2 separate regions of the Homo sapiens genome follow, and region 1 is linked to region 2. A link is an interaction called in ENCODE POLR2A ChIA-PET data of the cell type or tissue named here. Cell type or tissue: Panc1. All regions are shown on one strand.

Region 1 (8,000 bases), 160 kb after region 2:
GGGTTTCTTTGCCCATTTTTAAATAATGCTTACAAAAGAATGGCTTTGAATAATGTTAAGTGACTTTACCTTCAGTGGTGATCGAAAGAAAATTAGTAATATTCAATCCATTCTTAGTACCTTGTGTAATGAACACGCATGCTTGTTTCACCTATAATTACGACTAAACAGGAAGTTAATACCTTGTCAGTGATGCAGTGAGATACTGTGCAGTGCCTACTGTTAAACCTTAAGATAAAAAAGGATTTCTCAGAAGAAATTTCAAATTAAAATGTGTTTTAAAGGGACTATTTGGAGTTTTGTGAAATTGTTCATATCTTTTTGCCAAGCATCCTTCTCTTGAAATAACCATGTTTCTGAAGTTTGTTGTTCCCTGCCTTGATATTCGCATCTACATATTTTATACAGACATTTCATAACATTAAAGTTAATAAAACTTTATAGTAAACCAGATCTTTATATGAACAGTTACAGTAGTTACTGTCTGCCTGATGGACAGCTAATTGCACTGCACTTCGACCTCTATTGTTGGTTCGCACCTTTGTATTTTTCTAGGTTGGTTGTAAAGTCTTCTTGAGGATGATTCTTAAAATTTCTTAAGGCACTTACTCCCTTTGTTTCCCACCTCATTTTATCATCTCTTCCAGTCCCCAAAGCAGTGTTTTGTGTTGCTCAGTATAGGTTTTTGAGGCAAGGGCTGTTTTTATAATGCTGATTCACAGTCATACAAATCTTGTCTTTTGAGTCATGTAAATCTTGTCTTTAGTTCTGAAAGAAATAGACTCTCAAATAGAATACAAGAAATTAACCTTTAGTAATGGCATAAGCTTTTAGTTTTCCGGAAAGTGCTGAGAGGAAATGTATCTATACTACTGCGTTCTGTCCTCTGTATGACCTTTGTGTGATGACGTGCAAAATAGATGGTAGAGATTGGGATAACAAATGATTTGTGGAACATCGTGGTGATAATTTTACTGTCTTAAAGGTAGAATCCATGAACTTGGCCTTGCCACTATATAGGCTTTTGAATTTTGACAAGCCTTGGGGGGATGAAACCTAGAATAAGTTATTTATGGCGTTACGCTTTAATAGGGTTGACACTTAAAACCTTGTTTTCATAAATGCTACCTTTTGGTTATGTTGATCTGATGAACAGATACTGGCTGTCATTGAAAGAAAGTTAACCGAATGTTCAGATACTTATTGGGCTCCTGGAACATGGCTGCTCTGTAGCTTCATGAATATTCATAATATTCATAAATATTTGTGAATAAATATTTTTAGTATTTCCAATTTATAAGCTCTTTGAAAGGAGGGAATTTTTTTTTTTTTTTTTGAGGCGGAGTCTTGGTCAGCTGCCCAGGCTAGAGTGCAGTGGCGCAACTGCGGCTTACTGCAACCACCGTCTCCTGGGTTCAAGCAATTCTCCTGTCTCAGCCTCTCGAGTAGCTGGGATTACAGGCACCCGCCATCATGCCCGGCTAATTTTTATATTTTAGTAGAGATGGGATTTCACGATGTTGGCCAGGCTGGTCTTGAATTCCTGACCTCAGGTGATCCGCCTGCCTTGGCTTCCCAAAGTGCTAGGATTACAAGCGTGAGCCACCACGCCCAGCAAGGGAGGGGACATTCTTATGTTTCTCCTAGCATCCTTTCAGGTCTTTAATGTTTTCAATACCTTGGCCTACTGTTCTTTGTAGCCTGTGGTTGGTCACCACTGCTAGTACCACTTATCATTGAATGAGGAAGATAGAGAATAGAGAAGCAGAAAGCATAGTTTAACATCTCCAACAATCAACTGTTAAATCCCATATCCCATAGTGACTACAGTAAAGGTCTTCCTCAAGATAAACCATTTGCAGGCTTTGTATTAAAAATCTCATGTAAGGAATGTTTCAGAATAAAAAAAAAAATAGTGACCAAACCCATTACTGCTTAAATCATGTACTTCCAGATGAGAACACTCACCAGTGGCTTAAGCTGTACCTGTTGGTTGCCTTTTAGAGAGATTTTTTTGGTGAAAAAAATCCTGCCCTATTTTCTACCATGGTGCCCACCAGGTCTTCAGGAAATAGGCAAACAACTCAGTTGTGTAAAGTCTGTTGCTGTCTCAAATTTCTTTGTAGTGTTTTAACTAATGAGGCGAACTAGACCATGTGAGAGCTTTGAGAGGGTCTCATTTACCTAGCTTAGAAAGAAGGCAGAGGGGTCTCCTTGACTTCTTTTCCTATAGGTTTTTTAAGGCTTTTAAATACAAGTATTTTTTCCAGTGAGAAGGTCTGGATTCTCACACTAGCCAAGTGTGCAGAAAGTTTGAGGAGAAGCAGCTCAGAGGAAGATGACACTAAAAGGAGAAAGTTTCCTAAAAGAGCACTCTGTGGAAAAGAAATGTCCAACCTTTTGTTCTTTTTATAGCTAGTACAGTTTCTTAGTGTTGTACCCTGATTGTATGTGCTTGATCTTAGTGTCCCTTCAACGTGAGTGGAACCTTGAGCAATTCCTAAAGTAAGTCAGTGTCCCCAACCAAACATTTTCCTGTTTCAGTGGCCTTAATAGTTGAGTAATGCTGTTCCCCTTAGGTGAGGGGTAGTCAGCACAGTATAAAAAAATTTTACAGGTGCCGTGTGAGAGCTGTTCCTTCTGGTTCTTGGCACTGTTCCTCTTCCTCTAGACTGCTAGGAAGGAATAAGCTGAAAATTTCAATTGTGTAATTTTTTAGTGTTTTTGTCCCTGAAGCCTGTGAAACTTTAGGCTCTAAAAACATTTTGTTAGGTGACTATCGTAGACAAAATTACTTTTAAAAATGCTGAGTATGGGTGTCGTTGGAAATTGATTTCCAGTCCAGTAAATAGTCTTGCTGTGGGATAGAATCATTTTCTCAGGCCATGTAACTTGAAAAATAGTACTGGATTCACACTACGTACGAATAATGAGATACAGACTAACGGTGGATGGTTATGCGGAAATAAATACTAAGGAAAACATTAGTTTTCCATATCGTGTTCATTCTGGAGCATTGAGTAATAGTTTGGTGCAGTTGAGAATTTTTTTCCCTCAGTTTGCCAAACATTAAATTATCTTTGCAAGGACACCCTGTTGAGAAAGGAACCTTTTTGAAACTTACCCCTAGTCCAAATTTTTAAGTTGTTAGTAGGTACACTTAGTTCACCTATCCTAAAGCTGAACATGTTCTATGCTTGAATGTAATCATTTCTTTCCCCTCTCTTAAGGGACTCAACTGTAAAACAGAGAAGATGAGCTCTATTTCCGTAAAGTGGTTATAAGAGTACAGTTAAACACTTGTGGTGTACGACTGCTAGTATATTTAAAAATCAAAACTCATTTGTCTTCTATTTCGAAACCATCAGTGATTTCCCATTGCCTTTGGAATAGTCTGACTAAATTCAAGGGCTCTTTTAAAAGATCAAGTCATAACCTGCCTTTTTAGCTAAATCTGCCACTCTCCTGGTGTACTCTGTCTGGTATACCAAACTCTGCAGTATTTGTTCTGGCAAATTTTTATGCCCTGTGTTCTTTGACACTCCTGACTTTGAGTTTCTCTACCTAGAATGCTTCTCTCACTCCTTGTTCTTGGTAAATGCCTGCTTATTTTTCCATCAAGAGCCAGCTCAAATGGCACTCCTCTAAACCCAGGAAAAGTTAGTGGTTGGTTTTTCAGGATTCTCAGAGCATTTGAGTCCCTTTATTTTAAGCATGTAGGTTGTTAAAGTATAATTTTTGTTTTGTCTTGCACCTGCTTTCTGTTAGCTGAGTCTGAGGAGGCATTTCTATCTTAATTATCTTGGTGTTTTTATACCTAACATGCATGGCACCAAAAAGGCAATGTTCCTATGAATGAATGAATGTTTTGATGGTGAAATTAACATTACATTTTCATTTTAGAAATGGATTTAAATTAACCTCCAGTGTGAAAGTTAACCTTGTTACTCCTAATTCAATTTTAAGACTTAGCTTCATTTAGATTTCTTACATGTTTTTCAGCAAAACTCAAAAACTAAATTGTGTTTGAAGTGGCATAAAATCTACATAATTGGTATTCAGATTTGGTCTCTCACTACTGCTGTATATATTTTTTAACTCCTTAATATAATCCAGATTAAATAAGGGATTTATTAGAAGGAAACTGGGATAGTTAACAATGAATGGAATAGGTGTAGGAACCAGAGCAAGCTACAACCTCAGGAACCAAAATTGCACATCTGTATGGAAAGTCAGCTCTTTGTTATTGCTGCTGTTGAATATGGTCTCTTTAGCTTTTGACTTTACCATGTAAGTCCATGACACGTGCCTGTCAACAGCTATGGGTCACATTCTTATAGCTCTTGATTATAGAAGGAAGAATGTCCCTTTGATTTGGAAACTCTTAGGTTGGGATGGACAATGGACTAATAGTTGGGTCCCAGCTGAGGGAACAAAATTCTGTGGTTAGTCATGTCCAAATAATTGGTTAATGATGGCTGACCCAGGACTACAGTCACATGATTTGGAGTAAGGGAAAAGGAATTCATGAGTAAGATGGTTTATTGAGTAGACAAAATGTCTGCTAGCTACAAAGAGCATCTGCTATGACTTACTCTTTTCTCACTTTTTTTTCCTACGATACTGTCTTGCTCATTCTGTGGGCATATAATGTTACAAAAATTATTTGGTAGCTCAAAGGTAAGTGCTTGTGCATGGTTTTGTTACTATTGGGTACTAAGTGGTACTTTAAATAGTAATATTAGATACTATTTAAATGGCAAGAAAGAAAGTGGTGAAATAAGAACAGCATTTTTATCTTTAAAAAAGACCTTTGTTTTGATTGTTAAAATACTTAGGTCATTTTTCTATATTGAATTTAAAGTAGGTAAGTGTATTGGGCTGATTTTATCTCTTTGATTATTACTAAAGAGATGTCTTGGTGATGGAGAACTTCGAAAGTAAGGCATTTAGAAATGTTAGGAGAGTAACAAGAACCTGAAATTACAGGAGTGAAGAGCTGAAACCCAGTGTTAACTAGCTGAAATTATACCTTCACTCTAAAAGGATGATAATGCTAGCATTTAAAGGCTTAGTGATGGATAAATATCAGTGTGCCGAAAACTCATTTATTCTATAAGAAATACTTTCTTACTTTCTTTGTAATTGAAATGTGTAATGTTGAAGTAGTATGGTGTTTATATTCTAGGTCAACTTCATAGTTTTCTGACCTTTAGTTTTATTTATAATGAAGTATTCCAACATTATTGGGTATTGTGTTTAGAACAACCATGATTACATTGATTTTTATTTTAAAATTAAAATATTTTATCTTAATATTTATTCTGGCCAGGCACGGTGGCTCACGCCTGTAATCCCAGCACTTTGGGAGGCCAAGGTGATCACCTGAGGTCAGGAGTTTGAGACCAGTGTGGCCAACATGGTGAAACCCCGTCTCTACTAAAAATACAAAAAATTAGCCGGGTGTGGTGGCGCACATCTCTAGTTCCAGTTACTCGGAAGGCTGAGGCAGGAGAATCACTTGAACCCAGGAGGCAGAGGTTGCAGTGAGCCAAGATTGTGCCATTGTACTCCACCATGGGCGACAAGAGTGAAACTCCATCTCCAAAAAAAAGAAAATTACGCTAAATATTTTTGTTCAGACATTTTAACATATATTAAATGTAAAATCTAGTATGTTTATTGAGTTAATTATGAGTAAATAAATGTAAAACTTGGATTGTGTTGTCAGCTTTTTAAACTCTTATTTCAGTATTAGGTATATTCAGATGCTTACAAAGACATTTTTAGACAACTGAGCATCAGGATTTATCACATAGGTCAAAAATTTAAATAAACAAGTGGCTATATTATGTGGCCCATGTGTGGAGCAGTTTTGCTTTTGTTCAGTAACAGATGAATTAAGAGCCTTGCCCAGGAATCTTGGTTCAGGATGGGTGGTCTACACATGGTCTGCTTGTTAAGTACCAGTCCATTATGTGCCAGGTAGTGATTCCTATTTCAGAGATGAGAAGAGAACCATGAGAAAAAGTAGGCCTGTGTAAGATTAAAAGTAAGACTGCAGGCCTGGTGCAGTGGTTCACACCTGTATTCCTAGCACTTTGGGAGGCCGAGGCAGGCGGATCACTTGAGGTCAGGATTTCGAGATCAGCCTGGCCATGGTGAAACCCCATCTCTAGTAAAACTACAAAAAAAAAAAAAAAAAAAAGAATAGCCAGGTGTGGTGGCATGTGCCTGTAATTCCAGCTACTCAGGAGGCTGAGGCAGGAGAGTCACTTGAACCTGGGAGGAGGAGGTTGCAGTGAACCAAGATCACACCACTGCACTCCAGCCTGGATGACAGAGGGAGACTCCATCTCAAAAAAAAAAGTCATTTTCTTAATAGTGGATAATTTAAGTTGCAAAAAAAAAAAAGCTTCTGAAATACTGATTTGGTTCAGTTAATATTTTCTGTTACAATTTTTTGAAGGCCAAAAGCCATGTAGTTTCTTTTACAGATTGTTGAACTGCGATATGAATTTCTGTAATTCCCACTGATCAGAATCAATAGTATTTGGAATGAATTTTCTTCCATTTCTGAATATGTGGAAGACATGAGGGTATATCTATACAGACAAGCATATAAAGGGTGTGTGATATACAGTCTTAAAATTGTGAATCTTGGGATCTCTGGCAACCTTGTAAGTAGTTGTGATGAGTTTCCAAAGTGAATTGGCACAGCATATCAGGACAATTCTCCTTGTCTACTCTATTTTTGTTGTTTGTTTTATGGCATTAATCTAGACTGACCATTCCCGAACAACTGGCCATTTTCTGAAGTGTATTTTGAATATAAGAGGCAAATATTTGCCTCTTAATTTTCCTGCAGTGTTGTTTATTGTGACAAAGCCTTTCTTCACATTCTTTATTTCTTTTTAACTTTTCAGGTTACTGGCCAAGGTTCCCTTTCTTAGCGTTAAATTAGTCCAGTGTTAACTCCTAGGACCTTCTGTTCCAGGAGTGCTCTCACCAAGTTGAATGGCTATAAACATCATTTGTTTATTAATGATACTTTGTATTTGTTCCCAGCCTGTTCTCAACTTGTATATATACTTTTCAAATTGAGTCTTTACTTACATTATCCTATTTTACTTACTTTATCTCTACATCTGCCCACAAGCTTCACCTGTAAGTTGACCATTTTACTTAATGCCAATCTCATGCTTTGCTCAGGCCAAAAATCTTAGCGTCACCTTTTCTTCCCACATGGAGTCAATCAACAAAATTCATTGTTTAATTTTACAATTAAAAATGTACATTTATTGTTCAACAAATTGCTGTACATAGTGATGCGTACCTGCAACTCCAGCTGCTTAAGAGGCTGAGGCAAGAGGATCCCTTGAGCCCAGGAGTTCTGGGCTATAGTGCCTTATGATTGTGATTCCGCCTGTGAATAGCCACTGTAGTCCGGCTTGGGCAACATAGTGAGATTCCCATCACTTTTTTAAAAGGGGAGAGGATTGGTGGACTTTTAACTAAACAACTTTAATCAAAACTTCATTTTTTAAAAAAGATACTATTAGAGCAGTTAAAACTTTGTGTTGATCATCTTAACATTTTTAAAGGTAGTACAATTATTCTTAGTCCGTATTTGTGTACTCTAGTTTCCTAGCCCTGTTTCTCAGTGCTGTTTTGCTAATATCTCTAATAGTCTTACTTAATCTTGTTGAAAGTAGCACTTTTGAGGTTAATAAGGTTTAAATTAATAACCCCCATTGACTGTAGTCTATAATACTATAATTTTTTAAATGGCAAAATGCCCTCTGGGAGCTAAGGTGTCTTAAAAGCTTAGAGCAAATCCTGTTAAATGGGACAAAGTCTCAATTCTTTTTTAATAAGACAAAAACACTTTATGTAGTCTCTTTTCTTTTTCAGTGTTTCTCGAAATTTCAATTTTATTCCATGCTGCTACAGAATACAAACTTACCCAATAAAAATAGCAGCTCCATTGAAAGAGCTTT
Region 2 (8,000 bases):
GCATTTGATAATATTTCTTAATAGAAAAAAAGAAAGATCTAAAATGAATAAATTAAGCTTCCACCTCAGGAAGCTAGAAAGAAAAGAGCTAATTGAGTTCAAAGTAAGCAGAAGAAAAAAAGTAATATAATTTAGAGTAGATATCAGTACAATTAAAAACAGGAAATCAATAAATTCAATGAAACAAAAACCTGGTTCTTTGAAAAGATCAACACAATTGATAAGCCTTTAGCCAAACTAACTAAGAAAAATATGAGAGAAGACACACATTACTTATATCAGAAATAAAAGAGAAGACATTGCTACAGATCCCATGGGCATTAAAAGGATAATAAAGTAATACTATGAACAACTTTATTCCCACAAATTCAATAACCTAGATAAAAAGGACCAATTCCTTGAAAGACACAATCTGCCAAAACTCAGAAGAGGAAGTGGATAATATGAATAGGCCTATAACTATTAAAGAAATTGAATCAGTGTTTCTTTCCAAAACAGAATGTACTGGGCCCAGGTGGATTCGCTGATAAATTCTACAAAACATTTAAGGATGAAATTATACAATTTTCTCAGCTATTTCTAGAAGACATAAGCAGAAGGAATACTTTCCAATTTATTCTATAAGGTCAGCATTCCTAATATCAAAATCTGGCAAAAACATTATAGAACCAATATCTACAGACCAATATCTCTCATGCACATAGATGCAAAAATTCTTAACAAAGTATTAACAAATTGAATTAAACAGCATATAAAAAGGATACACCATGACCATGACCAAGTGGGATTTATCCCAGATATATGAGATTAGTTCATCATTCAAAAATTAAGTAATGTAATCCATCACATCAACAGGCTAAGGAAGAAAAATCACATGATCATATCAGTAGATGCAGAAAGGTATCTGACAAAATCCAATGCCCAATCATGATTAAAAATAAAAAACTATCAGCAAGCTAGAATAGAGTGGAAACTTCCTCAACTGCATAAAAACTATCTACTAAAATCCTACAGGTAACATTGTACTCATTGGTGAAAAACTAGAAGCTTTTCTTCTAGATCAGTAACAAGGTAAGGATGCCTCCTCTTACCACTTCTTTTCAACATTGTACTGGAAGTCCAACTAATGAATTATGACAAGGAAAGTAAATAAAAGGTATACAGGTTAGGAAGGAAGAAATAAATTTGTCTTTGTTTACAGATAAGATGATTGTATCGGTAAAAATTCTAAAAGAATCATGTAAAAAAAACTCCTGGAACAACTACTAAGTGAGTAAGATGGCAGGTACAAGATTAATATACAAAAGTCAATTGTTTTCCTATGTGCCACAGTGAACAAATGGAATTTGAAATTAAAAACAGCACCATTTACATTAGCACCACAAAAATTAACATCTTAGATATATGTCTAACAAAAATATATACAAGATCTATTTGAGTAATAACTATAAAACTCTGATGAAATAAATAAAAGAACTAAATAAATTGAGAAATATTTTATGTTCATGAAAGACTAGTATTGTCAGATGTCAGTACTTCCTAACTTGATTCAATGCAATCCCAATCAAAATTCCTGAAAGTTATTTTGTGGATATGAACAAATTTATTTAAAAATTTGTTTGGGCAGGCAAAAGACCCAGAAAAGCCAACTCGACATTGAAAGAGAGAAACAAAATCAGAGAACTGACATTACCCAACTTCAAGACTTACTGTAAAGCTACGATAATCAGGACAATGTGGTATTGGTAAAAGACTAGACAAAGAGATCAATCAAACAGAATAGAGTCCAGAAATAGACCCACAAAAATATTGTCAACTGATCTTTGACAAAGGAATAAAGGCAATACAATGGAGCAAACATAATCTTTTCAACTATACATCATGACAAAACATATGGACCTCCACATGGATGCAAAAAAAAAAAGGAATCTATACATAGACCTTAAAACTTTCCACAAAATTACCTCGAAACATATCATAGACTTGAATGTAAAACACAGATCTATAAATGTAGATGGTAACATAGAAAATCTAGATGACCTTTGGTATGGTAATGAGTTTTAGGTATAATATCAAAGGCACACTCCATGAAAGAAATAATAGATAAACTTGATTTCCTTAACATTAAAATGTATGTTCTTCCATGCTGTTCCCTTCTGTGAAAGAGAAGGGAAAAAAATCTATGCTCTGTGGAATACACTTTCAAGAGAATGAAAAGACAAGCAACAGATTGGAAGAAAATATTTGCAAAGGACATATTTGATAAAGACTGTTATCAAAATATAAAAAGAACTCTAAAACTTCACCAAAAAGAAAACAAACAACCAGATTAAAAAATGAACACAACACTGCAACAGGAACCTCACGAAATAAGATATACAGATGGCAAGTAAGCTTATGAAAAGATGCTCAACATGATAGGTCATTAGGTAATTGTAAATTAACACAACAGTGAGAGACCACTACACACCTATTAGGATGGCCATAATCCAAAACACTGACACCACTAAATCTTGGCAAGGGTACGGAGCAACAGGAACTTTCATTCATTGCAGGTGGGAGTTGTACAAACTGTACAGCCCCTTTGGATGATAGTTTGGCAGTTTCTTGCAAAAATAAAAAGACTTACCATACAATCCAGCAATTACACTCCTTGATATTTACCCAAATGAGCTGAAAACTTAAGTCCGCACAAAAACCTGCACATAAACATGGATGTTTATGGCAACCTTATTGATAATTATCAAAATTCAGAAGCAATCAAAATGTCTTTCATTAGGTGAGTGAATAAATAAACTGTGGTACATCTAGAAAGTGGAATATTATTCAATACTGAAAAGAAATGACCTATCAAGCAATGAGACAACTTGGAGTAAACTTAAATGCATGTTTCTAAGTGAAAGAAGCCAATCTGAAATAGCTACATTCTGTGCGAGTCCAACTATATGACATTCTAACAGGGGCAAAACTATGGACACAGTAAAAAGATCAGTGGTTGTCAGGAATTGAGAGGAGGGAGGGATGAGCAGGCAGAGCCCAGAGGATTTTTAGGGCAGTGAAACTATTTTGTATGATATTATAATGATGGAAATATGTCATTATACATTTGTTAAAAGCCATAGAACATACAAACCCAAGAGGGAACCTAATGTAAACTCTGAACTTTGGGTGACCATGATGTGTTAATATAGGTTTATCAATTCTAACAAATGGACCACTCTGGTGTGGAATGTTGGTCATAGAGGAAGTGTGTGGGAGCCGGGATTTTTTTTTCATCAACTTTTATTTTAAGTTCCAGGGTACATATGCAGGATGTGCAGGTTTGTTACATGGGTAAACATGTGCGATGGTGGTTTGCTGCACAGATCAATCCATCACCTAGGTATTAAGCTCAGCATCCATTAGCTATTCTTCCTAATGCTCTCCGTCCCTCAACCCCCTCAACAAGCCCCAGTGTGTGTTGTTCCCCCCATGTGTTCTCATCATTCAGCTCCCACATATAAGTGAAAACATGTGTTATTTGGTTTTCTGTTTCTGCATTAGTTTGCTGAAGATAACAGCTTCCAGCTCCATCCATGTCCCTGCAAAGGACACGATCTCATTCCTTTTTATGGCTGCATAGTATCCATGGTATATGTACCACATTTTCTTTATGCAGTCTATCATTGATGGGCATTTATGTTGATTCCACATCTTTTTTATTGTGAATAGTGCTGCAGTGAACATCCATGTGCATGTGTCTTCATAATAGAATGATTTATATTCCTTTGGGTATATACCCAGTAATGGGATTGCTGGGTCAAATGGTATTTCTGCTCCTGGATCTTTGAGGAATTGCCACACTGTCTTCTACAATGGTTGAACTAATGTAAATTCCCACCAACAGTGTAAAAGTGTTTCTTTTTCTCTGAACATCACCAGCATTTGTTGTTTTTTGACTTTTTAATAATCACCATTCTGACTGGCATAAGATGGTAAATCATTGTGGTTTTGATTTGCATTTCTCTAATGATCAGTGAGGTTGAGCTTTTTTTCATACGTTTGCTGGCTGCATAAATGTCTTCTTTCGAGAAGTGTCTGCTCATGTCCTTTACCCACTTTTTAATGGGGTTGTTTGTTTTTTTTCTTGTAAATTTGTTTAACTTCCTTGTGGACTCTGGATATTAGACCTTTATCAGATGGATAGATTGCAAAAATTTTCTCCCATTCTGTAGGTTGTAGAGAGCGGGGATTTTTGAGATCTCTCTGTAATCTCTGCTCAATTTTGCTGTGAGCCTAAAACTGCTCTAAAAAATAAAGCCTATTAAAAATACAATAATATCCACATTCCTTCTGGGTTATAGTCAGTAGAGAACAGACACTAAGGAGCCAAGTGGGGATGAACATAGTTCCATTAGTGGAGGGCCAGTGCTTCCCCCAAGTAAGATCTCCTTGGAAAAATGGAGTAAACATAAGGCTTCTCCATAGATCGTGTCTCCTCCTGTCTGGAAAGCTGATCCTTCAGAGCAGACTTTGAGTACGCAGTTAACTATGAGGAAGGACTTGCCTCAAAAACACTATCATGAGCAGACTGGAGTTCACTAGAGGCTGGAGAAGAGAAATGGATGCCTTTTAGAGGGGTCCTGACCCACATGTGTTTACTACTGAGAATAACAAATGAAAAGAGGAGAGTTTACTCATCCAAACAATGCAAAACAGACAGAGGAATGGATTTCTCACTTTTGAGGCAAAAGAAACCTACCTACTGATTCTAGGATATGGCTCAATAACTATGAGGTTCTCACCAATCAGGTTAACTACTTACTATTCCAATCTTGGCAAAGAGCAAATAGGAAATGAAAAGAGTTGAAAACGTTTGTCTCTAACATCAATGAACTTGAGAAGGGTTTTCACCTACAGTTTTACATTATAATGCTTTTTTATTCCCCAAGAAGTCATCCATTCAATTAAGTATGTTTGCTCAGTGGTTTTTACCCTGTCATAAGTAGAACTATTTATGCAGTTGCTCTCTGTAACACCTTTCACAGCATCATATTTAAAAAGCTTTTAATAATGAGTATAACCATGTACGGTAAATTAAGAAACCAGAAAGCTAACCATATCAATAAATACTAGAGAGCAAATAAAAAGTTTTAGAGCATTTATTTTAGAAAAGTTTTGTAGTATTATCCTAAAAATAAGAACACGTTTTTAATCCTTTGGTTATATACCCAGTAATGGGATTGCCGGGTCAAATGGTATTTCTAGTTCTAGATCCCTGAGGAATCGCCACACTGACTTCCATAATGGTTGAACTAGTTTACACTCCCACCAACAGTGTAAAAGTGTTCCTATTTCTCCACATCCTCTCCAGCACCTGTTGTTTCCTGACTTTTTAATGATCACCATTCTAACTGGTGTGAGATGGTATCTCATCGTGGTTTCGATTTGCATTTCTTTGATGGCCAGTGATATTGAGCATTTTTTCATGTGTCTTTTGGCTGCATAAATGTCTTCTTTTGAGAAGTCTGTTCATATCCTTCGCCCACTGGTTGATGGGATTGTTTGTTTTTTTCTTATAAATTTGTTTGAGTTCATTGTAGATTCTGGATATCAGCCCTTTGTCAGATGAGTAGATTGCAAAAATTTTCTCCCATTCTGTAGGTTGCCTGTTCACTCTGATGGTAGTTTCTTTTGCTGTGCAGAAGCTTTTTAGTTTAATTAGATCCCATTTAAGGATTATAAATCATGCTGCTATAAAGACACATGCACACGTATGTTTATTGCGGCGCTATTCACAATAGCAAAGACTTGGAACCAAGCCAAATGTCCAACAATGATAGACTGGATTAAGAAAATGTGGCACATATACACCATGGAATACTATGCAGCCATAAAAAATGATGAGTTCATGTCGTTTGTAGGGACATGGATGAAGCTGGAAACCATCATTCTCAGCAAACTATCGCAAGGACAAAAAACCAAACACCTCTTATTCTCACTCTTAGATGGGAATTGAACAGTGAGAACACATGGACACAGGAAGGGGAACATCACACACCAGGGATGGTTGTGGGGTGGGTGTAGTGGGGAGGGATAGCATTAGGAGATACACCTAATGTTAAATGACGAGTTAATGGGTGCAGCACAACAACATGGCACATGTATACATATGTAACTAACCTGCATATTGTGCACATGTACCCTAAAACTTAAAGTATAATAATAAAAAAAGAATATGTTTTTAAAAATTTGTAACTTCTCATAGACTATATATTTTTAAAACTCTAGCTGTCCCATATTAATTGCTTAGCCATATACTGCACCCAGCTGGGGCTCTGAGAATGGCACATTGAAAAGAATTATTAGGGACAAGAAATTTTTCTGGTTGTTAGAAAAAAATTGTACTAGTGTTCTAAAAGTTCATAATTAAAGTATTCCCAAAAACGTTCTCAACATTGGTGTTTAGGTGCTCTCCTGAAGTAACATTAATTTAGATACATCAAAATGTCATTTACTCAGCAAACATTTATTGAATACCTATAAGGTTCTGTTTGCCAGGGAGCTAAAACAAAATATCTACCCTCAACTACAAGCATAATAATAAATTATTTAACCAGAATCCTGTTTGTAATTCTCTTAAGGTCACTTACACCAGTGTAGTCAAAAGTATCTTCATCTTCTCACTAGAAAACTCTGCTCCTCTTGTTCTTCTTCCTTTTTTTCTGTTTTTTTTTTTTTTTTTTTAAGTTATAATATTGTCTCAGTTATACAGCCTAGAGAGCTCATAAGCATCTTTGACTTGGCCTTTTTTCTTCATGCTGTTATTCAGTTTGTTTATAAGCCCTATCAATTCCACTTCCATAATATTTCTCTCTTTTTTTTTCTTTTTTTGGAGGCAGAGTCTCACTCTGTTGCCCAGGCTGCAGTACAGTGGCACCATCACAACTCACTGCAACCTTGACTTCCTGGGCTCAAGTGATCCTCCTGCCTCAGCCTACTGAGTAGCTGGGACTGCAGGCACATGTCACCATATCTGGATAATTTTTAAAATTTTTTGTAGAGACAGCATTGCCCTGAGTTTCCCAGGCTGGTCTTCAACTTCTGGGCTCAAGCCATCTTCCAGCCTTGGCCTCCCAAAGTTCTGGGATTACAGATAATAAGCCATTGCACCCAGCCCATAACATTTCTTATGTTTATTTTACTCCTAAAGTTTAGCAAAGCATTCAAGACACTTCATGTTTCAATTATGAATTTTCTTTCCACTCTCACCTGCCAAAATATCTCACTTCATCCGGACAAATTTACTTACCTCTCAATGTGCTCTTGACTTCACGTTGCTATATCTGTGTCCATCCTATCCCTTAACTTACCATGTCCTTATCTTTGCCTATTGAAATTTCATCTTTCAAGAACCTATGATTTTTTTCCAGATTTTCCAGTTTTACTTTGGCACTTATGCCATTTTAATTTGTACAACATTTCTGTCTTTTTTATTAAATTAATTGTAAGTTCCTTCAAAGCAGGTATTAGCTCTTTATGACTGGGACCTATCCTTGCATATAGTCTTTCAGAAACCATTTATTAAATTAGCTAATGCAATATAAATTAGTTATTGCTTCAAATGAGATGTCATGAAAACTATTGATGACTGTTAAGAAATGATAATATCTTTGAATTTCAGAAGAGACTTAATTTCTTGATTTTAAAGTAGAAGTTCAAAGTAAATCAATACTGATATCTACATTCAAGACCTAGAATATTACGTAGGCTAGTAAATGTTATCCTTCATCTCTGGAGTATGAAAACGACCGTAACTGGTGAAATTGCTGGGGTTTATCTGACTAAGTGTATTAACCAAATCCAGTGAACGTTTCTGTCTGCATCGTATTCAAGATCTTTCCAGCTTTTGACACCAATGATCACTCTCTTATTGAAACACTTGTCTTTTTTTTCTAATTCTGAGGCACCAACTGGTTTTCTTCTTCCCTCACTGCTTCTTCCTTTCTTGTCTTCCATAT

The links. ChIA-PET counts read pairs that join two places held together with the same protein. Peaks named below come from ENCODE experiments on the same cell type or tissue, not always from the same donor. Only the 100,000 strongest peaks of a DNase experiment are listed, where the experiment ranks them.
Region 1: POLR2A ChIA-PET joins it to region 2 with 6 read pairs; 2 of 35 experiments call an interaction of 5 or more read pairs at or near these places.

What each region holds. Positions count from the first base shown.
Region 1 is chr4:102,812,666-102,820,665 of GRCh38, reverse strand. The region is part of intron 2 of UBE2D3 (ubiquitin conjugating enzyme E2 D3); the gene reads left to right. Among named protein-coding and RNA genes, the nearest start is that of UBE2D3, 11 kb to the left of the region's middle. In Panc1, no CTCF peak of the experiment used is centred here; a DNase peak (open chromatin) is centred at 4,465.
Region 2 is chr4:102,976,024-102,984,023 of GRCh38, reverse strand. All of the region lies in intron 3 of SLC9B1 (solute carrier family 9 member B1), which reads left to right. Among named protein-coding and RNA genes, the nearest start is that of SLC9B1, 40 kb to the left of the region's middle. In Panc1, no CTCF peak of the experiment used is centred here; no DNase peak of the experiment used is centred here.